Linked DNA regions of Homo sapiens: all the other regions are linked to region 2. Evidence: chromatin contacts called from ENCODE Hi-C or POLR2A ChIA-PET data. All regions are on one chromosome and are shown on one strand. Each heading gives the region's core, a stretch centred on a gene start or an enhancer-like site at or near the end of the contact. The rest is flanking DNA. Distances are from core to core; before and after follow the strand shown.

Region 1 (3,263 bases), core at 215-2,714, 1.2 Mb before region 2:
GCAAAAGCTACCAAACTGTTGTGGCCATTGAGATGTTGGAACAATTTTCAAGTTTCATGGTGCATGATCCACAATGCATATGAATACATACAATATCAGTAACAAAAACAGTACAATGTACACCAAAGGTTGTTTCAAAGTCCTCTAATGTCTGCAGTCATGATGAACTAACTGCACTGGCTTTCATTCATTCATTCATAAGACTTATTTTGAAGCTGATCTTCATACTGCATGATTAAGAAACCATCAGTGCAGTGGTCAGAATTACATTCTGCTGTTAACAGAGGAGCAAAGAATGCTTTCAAAGCTACTGCTGTATTTGGAAAAAAGTTCAGTTTTAGTGTTTTCTTTCTAGGTATTTTGCATGGCTAAGGCGGGAGAAGAAGGGCTGCGCGGGGATTGGGGGAAGCGACTTCCCACTCTTGATTACAGAAGGAGAATCATGTATACCACTGTAAAACATCCAACCTTTAAATGAGAAAGTGAGTGAAGTGAAATCGCTCTCACGTACACATCTTCCGCGTTACTTCTTATCCGCCAGCCAAACTTTCTCCATCAATCTGGGTAGGTCTGCCACGAAAACGCAGCCTGAAAGAAATGCTGAGTCCTGAGGCGGCGTGTGTTGCCTCACCCAGTGTTGGCTTTGGAGTTACCTGAAGCCTTCTAGCTACTGCACCCAGAGAGCAAGCTTCTCGTTTCAACTCGGTTGTTTCCGTGGGGAATTGCGGCACGAGCAAGTCCTGGGTGTGGCGATGCCAAGAGAGCGCTCAGATCTCCCATCTTTCCCGCTTCTGGCAAACCTTCCCAGCCCCGAATCGGCGAGTGACCAGCACCCGGGATCAGCCGTCCGGCATTCCGGGGACCGCGGGTGGACCCGACCCCGCCGCAGCTGCAAACTGCCGAAGCGCCCAGCTGGGTGCACTGTGCGTGTGCGCTTCTTCCCTACTCTTTCCGCGCCTGGAGGCGGATCCCCTTCCTTGCACACAAGTCCTTATATGCACCGGTTGCACCAGCCCGCGTTACTCCGGCCCCACAAATAATTAATGGGGGAGGGAGGGTGTCGCTTTTTTTTCCTCCGGCTTTTTCTCAGCGCGAGAGCATTTGAACCGAGGAGAAACCCCAAGACGCGACTGAAGGGCCATTTTGCTGCAGTGCACGAATTGGCCACACAAAAATAGAGCTTGGGTCCCTATGATAACAAGTCAAGGTTCAGGAACAGCCCCTTCGGGTTCGGCCCGAGGAGCCCGCAAAAGCCTGGGCGGAAAGGGTGCGCGCCCCTCCCCCCTCCACGCTGGTGCAGAGGGACCGGGTCAGGAAGCGCGGCCTCTCCCCAGTCCAAGACCACGCCTCCTCCGCCTCCCCACTCCCCCTTCACTCCTCCCAGGAAGCGGTGATAGACAGTTCTGCGTGGTTCTCCACCCCCACCCTCCCCCTGCTGAGTGGAGGAGTTGATGTGTCTCATTATAACAGCCAATGCAGCCGCCATCCACGCACAAGCAAAGAAGCATGTCCCATTTAAATACACCCACGCAGCCCCAGCGCCCTTAGCCGATCGGGGCGCTCAGCCCACACGCACCGCTGCTCGGGGCTTGGAGATCCGCGCAGGCTGGGCTCCCGGACCCGGCGGACCGACGCGCGGAGGATCGGGATCCGGCGCTGTGGGGCTGGGGTGGGCGGGGGAGGCTGGGCCCGGGGCCTCTGGCGCGACACCCGCATGAGGACGCGAGTGAAATAGACCAAGGTGGAATTTCCAAGGGAAAAGCTTCGGGGTGGTTTTGGTCCATTTCTCCAGCGAAGAAGTAGACATGGCGAGCGACTCCCCGGCTCGAAGCCTGGATGAAATAGATCTCTCGGCTCTGAGGGTGAGCAGGACGTTTTCTGGTTTCTTTCCAGTGGTTTGGGTTAGGGTGAATGGGCTCGGTGCGTGGACTGGGGGCTGGGGCTGGGGCAGGGGGACAGCAGCGGGAGAATGCGTCGGGGAGGGAACCTGGATTCCCGTTTTGATTCGGGGTTGCTGAGGTGCTCCTGGCTGAGCCCCTACGGCAGGGGCTGTGCGGTACGTGTCTTCCTCTGGCCGTGGCTTAGGCTCTCCCGAGGGCTCGTAGAGCTTATGCCAGTTTCATCTTATACCGGTGTAAGAGCATTAAAATGAAAGGCGTGTGTGCGTGTGTGTGTGTGTGTGTGTGTGTGTGTACACGCCCCGGGCAGTTGTCTGGTGCCAAGGCGCGAGACCCGACTGTCCCTTCTGCAAAAAGAATGCCAGCGTGAATAAAGGCACTGGCCCCTCACGTTTTCCAGCTACCTGCAAGATGACATTGTGAGGCTGGCTGTCCCCGCGAAGCCGAACCTGCCGCTCCAAGGGGGCAGTTATTGCTATGCTGGTCTTGTAGATGGCAACTGCCTCCCCCTCCCCCTTTTCTACCTCCCGCGCCCGGGCGCCCTCTCAGCGCTCCCTTAAATGCCAGTCTGCCACTCACCTTTATTTATGGCTTTAACTCAGCCCTGCCTGTTCTTTCTGACTTTGTGGCTGTAACGTTTCAGTTTTATGGCTGAACTTAAGCAGGTGAAAGGGATGTGTTTTCTGCTTTTCCTCAATCAGACCGGAACTCCCTGGAGTGTGTGCGAGTGTGTGTGTGTGTGTGTCTGTGTGTGTTTTCCCCGTGTCTGTGGCCAGTCCTTTGTAGAGCACCTCCCTCCCCCCAGCCCCACTGGTTTGCGTTTACCTTCACGTGAATTACCTCAGACGCCGTTTCATTGTATTGACTAAGACATCACTGATATAGAATCCATTTTGCTGTTGTTTTGAGATCAGAATACCAGGAATCCAAGTGCTGCTTCGACGCTTCCCCACCCCCAACTCCCGATCCCAACACACTCCTTTGGGGAAGGGGGCAGAGCTTTCTTGCCATTTTAATTAGATGCTGCCTGCCTGGAAGGGGGTGAGGGGTGGGGATGGTGGCAGCAGCGGGTGTCTGAGAAGGATTGGACACCAATTTAAGGACTGCTTCTTCCTCTCCCGAACCAAAAATAAAATTAAAAAGAAAGCGAGTGCATATACTTGATGTATGGAGGGTGGATGAGAAGGAATTCATGGTGGCTCTCTACAGGGAGACACCAGGATGGATGAAGCATGGAAGTTCACACGCCCTCCTGAGGAATACATTGTTAGATTGATGCTGAATCTTGGGGCCATTTACCTGGATTCCTAGTACTTCTGACATTGCCGCTATCTGCACTGATATATTAAAGTGCTACCTTTGTGA
Region 2 (3,305 bases), core at 563-3,062:
AATAAACAGAGGCCAGAGGCTTCATGGCAGCAAATTTAAAAGTCCTTACATCAAGGACAAAAAACCAAACACCGCATGTTCTCACTCACAGATGGGAATTGAACAATGAGAACACATGGACACAGGAAGGGGAACATCACACCCTGGGGACTGTTGTGGGGTGGGGGGAGGGGGGAGGGATACCATTAGGAGATATACCTAATGTAAATGACGAGTTAATGGGTGCAGCACACCAGTATGGCACATGTATACACATGTAACTAACCTGCACATTGTGCACATGTACCCTAAAACTTAAAGTATAATAATAAAAAAAAAAGTCCTTACATCAAATCAATACAACATTTAGGGGCTCAGATTTTCTTTGAAATCAAAACAAGAGAGGTAGTTTGAGAGTTTGCTATCTTCACTGATCCTCTCAGGAATGTAAAAGTATGCATTAAAATTTCAACCTAGCACTGCTTGAGTTTTTTAAAGCAATTTACTTCTACCTGGACAAGCAGTAAGGCAAGCCAAAGTAGCTGGGTTTTCTGTGACTTCTCAGTCTCCAACCTTTATGGTCACACTAACATTTCACGTTTCTAATGCTCCTAAACATAATTATCTCAAAAAAAAATTCAAACCACAACTGAATTTAAAGGAAGGGGGGCACTTTGCGTCACTGATAGAAAATGATTTAACACAATGAACTTAGAACTGGGTTTTTTCTTGTAACCATAGTAAGGGAGTGAAGATCAGAGAATTTAAAACTGTAACTAGGCTAGTCTCCTCACCTTGCAGTATCTCACCCTATCGGGTAGTCGTTGAAACAACACTGAGAAAGAAAGGCTCACAAAATTTTGATTTACACACATGCAACTTAATCTTGACGACACGTAAGTACCCACTGCACGTCCCTGAAAACGCATCGACTTGATTCTTAAATACAACCCCTATGTCTAATATACTGGCAGTGCAGATACACTACGTGAACACAACGGGGATGGAGGTATATCTCAGAGAACCAGAGGCGTTAGGCCTGCTGGTAATCAAAACGGACAGCTAACTGAAGAAGTCCCGTTTTCTATCCCCACAGCAAACTGAGTTAACTAAGGCATCACTTGGAATCCTCAACTCGCAACCCCAAATACACCCAGACTTAAGGATGCAAGGCCCCTACAAAGCTCTCAGGAGGCGAGTCTCTCGTCCACACCAGGTGCACCTACTCTAACCCTAGCTTCCTTCTCGGACCCTACTCTGGCCCCTCGGCTCCCCGCACCGCCATACCTGGGGGCGCCCCCAGTACTGCATCCCCTTGCTTCGCCCCCACCCCTATCACTTCGTCACTCACCCTGAGTCACCGGAGCCGCCCGCCCGCCCAGCCCAATCCGCCCACAACACCTCCAGCCCCTCACCCTCCCCTCCTCCAGGCCGAGTGGAGCCGGCCTGTCCCCTCCCGCCCACCGCCCTGTCCCAGGACACTCACCCGCGGTAGTAGGCTTTCACCCGGACCTGGTGGGAATGGTCCCCGCTGCCGCCGCCTGCGACCGTGTGGGACATGGTGCTGCTGTCCCTCTGGGTCGGCATCTCCTCACTCCCCCGCCTCAACGCTGGAGGCCGGGGGTGCGGGGGGGCGCTTCGGGCGCCGTGGGGGACTCCGCCGCCTGCGCTTGCCGGAGAACCGCGGCCGTCCGCCCACCTACCTGCCCACCTCGCCCGCAGCGCCGACCCAAGGGTCGCCTCGCCGGAGCAGCCGGAACCGCGCGGCTCCTCCCACTGCCCGTAGGCGCCGCCGCCTCTACAGCCGCCCGGGCCCAAGACACCTCCTGCGTCGGTCCCTCCCACTTCGCTCGCTCCAAAGGCCCACATTCCGGGGTAGGGCGGGCGCAACCATCCAGCCAGCTCAAGGAGCCTCAATACCGGGCTGAACCATCCTTACGGGGGCAGAGAAAGGGGACAGAGGGAATGGGAGACGCTGATCATGGCATCAAACACGCCGAGAGGGGTGCTTTCACGCGAGCTGTGAAAGAGACAATGACCAGCTCTAGATCACTAAAGTCTCTTCCCTGCAGGGACAATGGTAGGGACAAATTCTACGACACCTCACCCTAGCCTCGCAACTTGGTCACGTCTGCGGTCGGCCGACTTGGCACCCGGGATAGATTTGCGTGCAGGTTTCTGGGATTTGGAGTCCTCATAGGATTCTGGGACTTGAGGTTCCTTGCGCGTAGGGTGCCGCGCCTTCCCGCTGGTGAAGTCTGTCTCTCCAGCGTGCTCCCTGGAGCTGTCGGGGTGGAAAACCTGGATCCAGCTTGGGCATCTGAAGGTCCTGGAAATGACTGGGCTTCCTCACGTTCTAGACTTTATTAACTGATGAAGTCTCCCTTCTTCTAATTGCATAAATCGTCTGAATTATACATGTCTTTTGGGGGAACAAGAATTTGGTTACCTGCTCAGCATAACCTCTTTTATGGAAATAATTTAATAACATATGTAACAAATATAATAAAGGAAGAAACTCAACCAGAAAATATGATGAAAAACCGATTTTTCTTCTTTGGGGGCCCCCATATCTAGGCCCTTGTAGACTGCCCTTGCATGGAACAAGAGCCCAATGAATACTTACCCAATCAAGTCAGTCAATCCAAGAGCATTTCATTCTGTAAAAACTGGCTTACCAAAGATTAGAAAGAATCGTCCTTGGCCGGGCGCGGTGGCTCAAGCCTGTAATCCCAGCACTTTGGGAGGCCGAGGCGGGCGGATCACAAGGTCAGGAGATCGAGACCATCCTGGCTAACACGGTGAAACCCCGTCTCTACTAAAAACACAAAAAATTAGCCGGGCGTGGTGGCGGGCGCCTGTAGTCCCAGCTACTCGGGAGGCTAAGGCAGGAGAATGGCGTGAACCAGGGAGGCGGAGGTTGCAGTGAGCCAAGACTGTGCCACTGCACTCCAGCCTGGGCGACAGAGCAAGACTCTGTCTCAAAAAAAAAAAAAAAAAAAAAAAAAAAGAATCGCTCTTGTAACCTAGTCTTTGACTTTCCTAGGATCTTGGCTCTGACACATAATTTACACTGCAACTACAGGTAGCATGAATCCAGCCCCTGCAGCAGTCCTGGTGCTGAAAGAGTTGGAATAATCAAAGAAATAGCTTTCTTTACGATGATAAAATAGGCTTGGGGGACTGAGTCATCAGTTATGTGTGACACTTCAGCGTGGTACGACATCCTCCAACTGCTACAGACTTGGATTATATACTCTTACTAAAAATTCCCCTTGAGTCAGGCAAAGTGCTACATGCCTGTAGTCCCAGCCTTTGAGAGGCTG
Region 3 (3,441 bases), core at 39-2,538, 1.9 Mb before region 2:
TTTATTTATTTATTTATTTATTTATTTATTTATTTTGAGATGGAGGCTCACTCTGTCACCAGACTGGAGTGCAGTGGCACGATCTCGGCTCACTGCAACCTTCACCTCCCAGGTTCAAGCGATTCTCCTCCCTCAGCCTCCAGAGTAGCTGGGACTACAGGTGTGTGCCACCACGCCCAGCTAATTTTTGTATTTTTAGTTGAGACAAGGTTTCACCATGTTGGCCAGGATGGTCTCAATCTCTTGACCTCATGATCCGCCCGCCTCGGCCTCCCAAAGTGCTGGGATTATAGGCATGAGCCACCGCCCCAACCCTCATTTACTAAAGCATAATTTGTTCCTGGGTCTGACACAGAGTTTACCGAGAATTTATTACTATACATAAACGCTATAATTTCCAACAGCAAGAAAACATAAAATATTAATAAAATTAACGAGTAACCTAAAATATTTGTTAATAACACAAAAATAAATACAAAGTTTGGGAAAAAGTTGATGTATCTTTAAGGATTAAATAGCCTAACATTTTCTAAGGTATTCCCATCCTATTCTCCCCCAAAATAAAGTTATTAAAAGCATGAATATAATGATTCCCTCATGCATTTTTACAGGTAAGAGAAGCTAATCCATATATTGGACTTTTTCAGAATTACTGTTTTTGGAAACACACTCATGCCTGTATTCATTATCTTAAATTGAGGAACTAAGAGTGAAAATAACTAAATTTAACTACCTTTTCAGAACAACAAAAATAAATAACTTCTCTAAATTACCTAAGAGAATTTTTCCATCATTTTATCTTCAGCAGTACTATCACTGTCTGAATGTTTGTGTCCCCTACCCCAGCGCAAATTCATACATTGAAATTCTAACCCCAAAGGTGATGGTATTAGAAGGGGTGGTACTAGAAGGGGTGACTGGATCATGAGGGACACTAATCCCCATTCATGAGGGATTAGTGTCCTTATAAAGGAGGCCCAAGAAGACCCCTAGGCCTTTCAGCCACGTGAGGACACAGAGAGAAACTGCCATCTATGAACCAGAAAGCAGGCCTTCCTCAAACACCAAAGAAGCTAGTATCTTGATCTTGGATTTCCCAGCCTCCAGAACTGTAGGAAATAGATTTCCGTTGTTAATAAGCCACCCGGTCTCTGGTATTTTTGTTATAGCAGCCCAGACAGACTAAGACAAGTATCAGGAAATGACTTTCCTTCAGTCTGAATGCCTCCTGCATGCAGGATAGGCTCTGGGATACAAAGATGACTAAGCTTTGACCCTTGCCCTTGAAGAACTTAATCCAGTCTTCCTTAAAGACACTTGTAACATGAACTTTTCTATTTCAGGTTGGAAGTGCAAGAACAAGAGTAAAAAATACAGAAAGAATAAAGCAGGAACTGAAAGACTACAAGCTGTGAAATAGCCTGTGGCCAACCACTGAGGTAATGCGACACTGCTCGCTTTTCTGAATTATCTGACATGCAAAGATCTGTGACATTTAAAGAACTCTAAGCAGTGGTACCTTCAGAGATGACATTTTAATCATTGTTTAACAAGCCTAAAGGGCAGAAGGGTTGAGGAGTTAAACTGCGATTGCATAACTTTTAAACATGTTATTTTGAAGTGTTAGAATTTAAACGTGAAGACATCTAAAAAATCCTAATAACTCCAGTTCGCATAGGCTTTCTGAAATGCTTTAAAAATGATTAGCTAACAAAAAATGAAGGGGGGGTCAATGCCCACCCATAATAAAGAGCGAAAGCTTAGTAATCACTCCTATTTATTGGGCCCCTACTATGACTCAGAAATTGTTCTTAGTGCTCTGTACACAATAACTCATTTAATCACAGCAATCCTTCCAGAGAGAAATTACTATTCCAGCTCTACAGATAAGGAAACTGAGGTGTAGAGAAGTTAAGGAACTAATTTTACAATATACATCTAATGTGCAGGGGATTTTTGAGCCAGGCAATCTCACTCCAAAATCTATAATGATCTTCCCAATATATAGCCCTGACTGCTTCTTGGTACTGCCTAAGAAACAGAATGCACTAAATAAAAATTTTAACAAGTATGGAAACAAGTTTTTTTTTTTTGAGACGCAGTCTCACTCTGTCTCCCAGGCTGGAGTGCAATGGCACGATCTCAGCTCACTGCAACCTCCATCTCCCAGGTTCAAGTGATCCTCCTGTCTCAAGCCTCCTGAGTAGCTGGGATTACAGGTGCCAACCACCAAGCCCAGCTAATTTTTGTATTTTGGTATTTAGGGGGAAATAGAGATGGGGTTTCACCATGTTGGCCAGGCTGGACTTAAACTCCTGACCTCAGGTGATCTGCCCCACCTTGGCCTCCCAAAGTGTCGGGATTACAGGCGTGAGCCACTATGCCCAGCCAGAAGTATGGAATTCAATGAAAATGTAAAAGGAGGCACATTAGAAAAACTGCTTTGTTGGATAAAATAAGAGGATACAGCCTTCTCTGAATATAGCTGCTCAGGCGTGGTGCAAGAGTGAACGGCTGTTATTCAAAAGAAAACCAACAACTAAAAATCTACAACAAAATTTACTTTAAATTCATGGAACACTGGACCCATTGTTTTAGCTATAACCCCATATCTGAACAGTATACACATTCTTATAAACCTTCATCTAAAATGTTTGAACTGGTGCCATCACCAGCAACCCTATGAAAGCAAGTCTATCATAAATAAGCAATGAAAGGGAGACTAGAATTTCAACTGATTTCTACAAGTAGGAAAATGAAGTCATTGCCCACAATCATGCCATCTATTTAGGGGGGGGAAAAATCAGTAAAGCTGTGTATACAACTAGATAATGATGATAAGAATAATGACACTTACAATGGATTATCCTCACAATCCTATCAGATAGGTACTATCATTGTTCCCATTTTAAGAGAGGAAATTGGGGCTAACAGGTTAAGCATTAGCTACGAAATGACCAGGGATTCACACTACAGAGCTGTACTCTGAGAACTCAACACCAATTCATCTTAAGTCTGATGACACAACATTGGGTGACAGTTTTATCTAAGGGTTTAACATTCCGTTCTTATGTAAATATAAGAATAAACATAAAAATCAAGATAACTGAGACAGGAAGAAGGAGAAAGGCAGGAAGCAGCATATACCCTGAGTACCTCCCTTGAGAGGGACTTAAAACCTCCTAGGAAAGCAACATAGTTTGGTATTGACGTAACCCAGCCTCATGACATTACACAATCCCAGCAAGATGACAGTTGCACGTACAATCACAGCCTTTGCTCTCATTCCTTCCATAACCTGGACTTTCTGCTCTGGGCCCGTCAGTATTTTCCGGCCCTGGTGGAAACCACCTGCTGGTAAACTTCCAGTTACTCAGCAGCAAGCTGCTGTCTGTAAAAGGGTTTCTCAGGTCAGCGTATGGAATGTCTACTTGTAACAAA

What was found. A loop is a pair of places that touch in the nucleus more often than their neighbours do. ChIA-PET counts read pairs that join two places held with the same protein, here RNA polymerase II (POLR2A). Pooled maps may share reads with other maps.
Region 1: a loop to region 2 is called in a pooled map, with 9 times the contacts of the local background. The contact joins the promoter of TNIK here to the promoter of PRKCI in region 2. A Hi-C loop is called at or near these places in 6 of 50 pooled maps. POLR2A ChIA-PET finds 5 or more read pairs at or near these places in 2 of 52 experiments (PC-9 and activated T-cell).
Region 3: a pooled map shows a loop between it and region 2 (2.5-fold over the local background). The contact joins the enhancer-like site here to the promoter of PRKCI in region 2. A Hi-C loop is called at or near these places in 1 of 37 single-sample maps with no recorded cell type and 1 of 50 pooled maps. POLR2A ChIA-PET finds 5 or more read pairs at or near these places in 1 of 52 experiments (activated T-cell).

The regions. Positions count from the first base shown.
Region 1 is chr3:171,458,606-171,461,868 of GRCh38, reverse strand. TNIK (TRAF2 and NCK interacting kinase) reads left to right here and starts at 1,464. Exons shown (of 33, transcript NM_015028.4): 1 at 1,464-1,862. The coding sequence starts at 1,806. LOC102724479 (a long non-coding RNA gene) reads right to left here and starts at 2,651. Exons shown (of 3, transcript NR_189068.1): 1 at 2,478-2,651. RefSeq lists an enhancer at 263-763 and a silencer at 1,775-1,834.
Region 2 is chr3:170,220,931-170,224,235 of GRCh38, reverse strand. PRKCI (protein kinase C iota) reads right to left here and starts at 1,812. Exons shown (of 18, transcript NM_002740.6): 1 at 1,466-1,812. The coding sequence starts at 1,566. RefSeq lists a silencer at 1,452-1,741 and enhancers at 1,922-2,081, 2,092-2,151, 2,222-2,281.
Region 3 is chr3:172,140,503-172,143,943 of GRCh38, reverse strand. All of the region lies in intron 3 of FNDC3B (fibronectin type III domain containing 3B), which reads right to left. Among named protein-coding and RNA genes, the nearest start is that of FNDC3B, 100 kb to the right of the region's middle. RefSeq lists enhancers at 1,368-1,417, 2,606-3,429. Within about 2 kb of position 1,288, at least 11 of the 41 ENCODE cell types and tissues checked have a DNase peak (open chromatin) inside an H3K27ac peak, as active enhancers do.